Regions from separate parts of the Homo sapiens genome. Here region 1 is linked to region 2. Evidence: chromatin contacts called from ENCODE Hi-C or POLR2A ChIA-PET data. All regions are on one chromosome and are shown on one strand. Each heading gives the region's core, a stretch centred on a gene start or an enhancer-like site at or near the end of the contact. The rest is flanking DNA. Distances are from core to core; before and after follow the strand shown.

The links. A loop is a pair of places that touch in the nucleus more often than their neighbours do. ChIA-PET counts read pairs that join two places held with the same protein, here RNA polymerase II (POLR2A). Pooled maps may share reads with other maps.
Region 1: a pooled map of heart left ventricle shows a loop between it and region 2 (1.9-fold over the local background). The contact joins the enhancer-like site here to the promoter of LINC01708 in region 2. A Hi-C loop is called at or near these places in 2 of 168 maps with a recorded cell type or tissue (K562 and endothelial cell of umbilical vein) and 2 of 50 pooled maps. POLR2A ChIA-PET finds 5 or more read pairs at or near these places in 1 of 52 experiments (MCF 10A).

The regions. Positions count from the first base shown.
Region 1 is chr1:99,589,584-99,592,283 of GRCh38, forward strand. No RefSeq gene overlaps it. Among named protein-coding and RNA genes, the nearest start is that of PALMD, 55 kb to the right of the region's middle. Within about 2 kb of position 1,393, at least 7 of the 41 ENCODE cell types and tissues checked have a DNase peak (open chromatin) inside an H3K27ac peak, as active enhancers do; they include endothelial cell of umbilical vein, where a contact is called at or near this core.
Region 2 is chr1:99,486,510-99,489,209 of GRCh38, forward strand. LINC01708 (long intergenic non-protein coding RNA 1708) reads right to left here and starts at 1,295. Exons shown (of 3, transcript NR_125951.2): 1 at 1,236-1,295. RefSeq lists a silencer at 1,811-2,011.

The sequences.
Region 1 (2,700 bases), core at 143-2,642, 100 kb after region 2:
TGTCCTGTCCTATGGTAAAGCAGCAGGTGTCTACCACACACTCGGACCTCAGCCCAAGACCAGAGGAGCTTATGTCTCAGTTATTCCATAGGAGTAGAACTGTAAATCTTCATTGCAAAATAAAATTTCCAAGTCAGAACCAATCTTAAATCTTGGATTTCCTGAAAGAATGAGTAGAGCACTCAGGAAGGGGTTAGATTACAGAGTCCCTAATGCAGACACAATCAGTTTTCTGGCCTAGCCAGAGTTGTCAGGAGAAGTGAAGAGCCTTTCACACAACAAACTCAGCCTCCATGTCTTTTCCCCAATACTGTAGCTAGACAAAATTATCCTATTAACAATGGGCTGGGCAGAGGTGGAATTTATTAAATGAAACTATTCATTAAAGTGGTATTATATTTTAAAGGCAGTGCTATCAAAGGGATTAGAACAGAGAAGGTCAAGGACAAATCAAAAGTGCTCAATCCCACTACTGTTTGTGGGCTTCTAATGCCCTCTAGAACATTGTTCCAAGTCACATATGCTCTAAAGCAACATCAAAGTCAGACAACATCATCTTGACCTTCTTCATTGAATGCATTCGAAATCCAGCACTCTAACCATATAAACTCTAAAAGAATATGCTAAATGAAAAATCAGTTTAAGTTTTTGTAAACTGTAAGAATCAAGGACCCTGGGATGAGACATAGACAGAGTACGAAGACAGACATTCGTAGATTAGAGCAGTAGTTCTCAGCTGGGGGTAATTTTGTCCCCCCCAGGGCATATTTGGCAAAACTGGAGACATTTTGGGTCATCACAACTTGGAGGAAAGGAAGATGCTACTGGGATATCGTGGGTTGAGGCCAGGGATGCTGGAGAACATCCTGCAATGCAAAAGATAATCCCCTTCCCCCTAACAAATAATTATCTGGCCCCAAATGTCAATAGTTCTGAGACTGAGAGAAATCCTATACTAGAGCCATCAAAAGTTAACAGGTCTTTTCAGCAATTGTGAATGTTAAAGTTTAACAATTCCAATCTAAGTTCACATTTTAAGCCCCCCTCATCTTCCCTAAGGCCTTGTTCCAATCACAGTACTGACAGATAAAATAGAGAAAGAGGACGTCAAAACTCAAAGCTGTGCTTATAAGCAAAATAAGCATCCCTGTGAACTGAACCAGGCAGCAATGTGAAATGGAGAGCCTTCCGGACTCTGTATACAAGGATAGGCAGTGGCAGCCAGGAGTTTGGGTCCTACACAACAATGGAAAAAGTGGAGAATTAAACAAGTATCACTGTATGAAACCAGGTTGTAAAATAAGTTGAGAAAAGCTGCCACGTACAGCTCTTTGAGACAATAGCTTGCAGGAAGTGGAATGCTCGGAGGAGGTAAAAGAAACATACACAGACTCATGACCAGGATCTGAGCCTAGTCATTCAGAGCCTTAATTTGTCATATCCTTAATAACACCATGGGATAGAAACCTCAGCCATCTATATGAGATGTGTTCTGGGCTTTGGGCCAAGCAGCCAGTGACAGCAACTACAACTAGACAGCAGAGAATGTGAGAGAATAAATCCACACATCATATTCCAAAACACATGAAGAAAACTAGCACTAAGGAAGTTACTTAAAAAAAATCAACAGAGCATAAATTCACTCAGGATCAGTGGTTCTCAACTAAGAATGACTTTTTTCAACCACAGAGAACAACTAGCAATGACTGGAGACATGTTTGGCCATCTCAAATGAAGGGGTAGAGGTGTTATTGTCATGTAGTAGTAGGCAGAATCCATGGATGCTGCTAAACACGTTAAGTGCACAGGACAACCCACTACAACAAAGAATGGCCTGGCCTAAAATGCCAATAGTGCTGAAATTGAGAAACCCTGTTGTAGATGTAAAAAACATAATGGAAATGTCTAAAGTCTGCAAAGAGGTAACTGAGGAAATAACATCCATTTTGTAAATGAAAAAATTTTAAAACAAAATCAGAGAAGTAAAACAAGTGAATGTAAAATGAATGCATTAATGTGTCAGACATTTAAAATATTGTCACTGGTATTTAAAAATTCAAGCATGATAAAGCCTAAACAACACAGAAAATTAATACATTAGAAAATTAGTATGTAGTACTGGAAAAAGTTACCAAAATTCAAAAAAATAAAATAAAAAGATTCTAGACAAATATAAAAATGAAAAGAACTGAAGGACAAATTAAGGGTCTCTAACTCCTAGTAGCAGTGTCAATGATAGAGTATTAGAGGGAATGGTTTTGATGCAGTATTCAGGGAGATCATGGCTACAGTCACTTAAAATATGGAAAAGGCTGTGAGCACTCATTAAAAGAGCAGTCTAAGTGCTCAGTCAGGATAAACTAAGATAAATCTGCATCCAAACACAAGAACAAATCAGAAGAATATCACTGTGTAAAGAGAAAGCTTTTTAAAGCTGCAAAAGAAAAAGATAAAATACCTAAAAAGTCATAACTGTCAACACTTTTCTTCACATCTTCATTGTCAGCAGATTTTTCATCGGTATGAATAGATGCCAGAAAATAATGGAGTAATATCTCCTAAAAGCTTAGGGCCAATAATGCTCAAGCTAAATTCTACACCCAGAAAAACTATCTTTCAAGAGTATGAGCAAAATAAAAATACCCTCAGAAATAATAAGAATACTCACTGACTGCATAAACAAGTTTCTATATGTGAGTG
Region 2 (2,700 bases), core at 45-2,544:
GATCCATGTCTGTGTATAGATTCAGCATTGGGAGATGTACAGAGTTTCAATCTCATAACCACTATCTCTGTGTCAAGAAAGAGGGGTAGTGGATGCAGAAGTTTCTGAAGGGAATTAAAAGGATTGTATTTGTCATATCTATATGAAGAAGGAAGGAAGGGAATAGACTAAAATTTATCATATATTTTATGAGTCATGCATTAAAATAAGTGCTTTGTTTATATTATCTCATTTAGTTCTCAAAGTAAAGTAGTTATTATTTCCATTTCACAGGTACACAAGCTGAGGTTTCTGTATCAAAGTATTCTGTGGTAACAATGGACTCAAACAATGACTCAACATGGAATAAGTTTATTTCTTGCTCTCCAAACAGTCTAGGAGAGTAACAGGGCTCTTTCTACATAGTCACTGAAGAACTCAAGTCGATAAAATGCTCTGCCACTTTCAACAATATGGCTTCCAAGCTTGGCACAGTCTTCTCCAGCCAAGTGGAAACTAGGAAGGGTTTTTTTTTTTTTTTAATCTTCGTTGTTGTATTTGGCTTATTTGTTTGTTCATTGGCCAGAAAAATGATATGGGCCAGACATGGAAGAAATACCCATAAGTTCTGTTCATATTCTCTGACTAGAAATTAGCCACATGCTACAGGTAACGGTCTCTGCCAGTGTGTTTATTTGTTTGAGGAAGCTTGAGAGCAGGGAAGAAGATTAGGAGTTTATTTTAGAAACATTGCATTAAAGTTTATATGTTCAAGTGAAATATTACCTATAGAGGTACAGCTTAAGAGAGAACCTCAATGGCGTTTTGAGGAGAACCCTGAGGTGTAAAGCAAATAAGACCATCCAGCACTGAAATAAGTAAGGTTGTCAAAAAAGATATTATAGTAGCCATAGAATTGCAACATTTCCACAGACAGCACTAAGAGAATCCCTACCTACTACTTAAAATTTAGTAAGGATAAAATGGGAAAATAGGCCCCAAAATTGTTAAGCAAATACACTAAATTACCCTTCCAAAAACTACAGTAAAGAAAGAAGAAGTAAGAATGGGTAATAATTGATAATACTGTGTGGTTTTCTTCAATCTTATTTTATTTTCTGTCAGTAAAAGCATTTGCTATGCAACTAAATGACATGTAGTAAATGAGACAATATTGCTCAAACTTATGTGGGCTATTTAGTAACCAAAAAAAAATTATTGATGCTGCTGGCAACAAGTTGATAATCTATACTTACTTTTTCTATTGTGTGTGAATCATTTTTCTAATACATGTTCATGCCATATCTCTGTTAACTCTGTAAGCAAAAATGTAAAGCAAGTTAACAAACATTCCAACAACCAAACCCGTAGCCTTAATGGGAATAATGCACAACCCAACAAAATCATAACAATTCTTGTAGAACAAACTCCTCCATGAATATCAGATATAGTAAAAAGAGCAAAAGATCTAGATTCTTGCTCTAGCCATGTAAACATCTGAATAATTTGAGTAAAGTCACTTTTCTTTGAAGGGCTTCCGTTCTTCTATCAGTAAAATGACTCAAGTTGAAACTAGATTAGATTGAATTTACCAAACATTTATTGAACATCTATTGTTAAACCCTGTGCCAAGTACTGGGGGTATAGAGATATTTATGATACAATCCCTGTGTTAAGCTTTTCAACAAAAGTTATTTCTTTCCTGGGCATATGGATAACTAAACTTTCACTCTTACTGTCAAAAGATAAAACCCTATTATTAGTTCTGCTCAATGAAATGTGAATAGCATATGTCTGTGTAGTCCACACTGAGCCAGTAGAAGCCCCTACTCACTTTCTACTCCTTCTGCCATGGAAATATAAGAACAGTCCTTGTATTGAGAAGGTAGAGCCTCAAGTTTGAGGTTGCCTAGATCCCTGAGTCACTGAACAGACGAACACACAGCTGTCCTTGAGAGTTGCCCAGATCTGCGACAGATTCTTGCATCAGTGAGATGTAAACTTTTTTTCTGATAACTAGCATTAACTGCAATAGAGCCTATCACATCTTGACAAAAGAGGCTAGTTAGGAGGCAGACATATGCAAGGTGGTATGCATTTCACTAAGGGAAAAATAAAGTGCATTTAGCAGAGAAAATGAAAAGTAATCTATTATTTCTAAAGATGTCGGGGAAGGTATCATAAATTTAGAATGAGTGTGGCAGTTTAACGAAGCAACTGGAATATAACATTGAGACACAAGAAAGACAGTCAAGGATGGAACCTTGGGGTACACTAACATCTAAGATTTAGATAAAGGCAAGTTAATAAAGAAAACTGAAAAGAGAAGACAAAGGAGCAGAAAGAAATGGTATTCTGGAAACCCAGAAAGGAAAACATTCCAAGAGGAGTCAGAAATTGTCTGTAATGTCAATTGTTGGGAAGTCATGATCTGAAAAGAGACCATTGGATTCAAAATTATGAAAACTTTAAAGATGATATGCAGACTCTAGTGAATGGGAGACAAAAAGGTGGCAAAATATGCTTATAGTAAACACACAATAGCATTTACCAAAGTGTGTTTTGGAAAACATTTACTGCACAAAATTCTCCCCAAAAAGATGGAGGGAGTTGACTGCCGAATACATTTGAGACATGCTGCTGCATACTATATACCTATGAGGGATTTTAAAAATCTATTTGTGATTTCTCACCTTGGGAGATAAGGAAAGGAAAAACAAA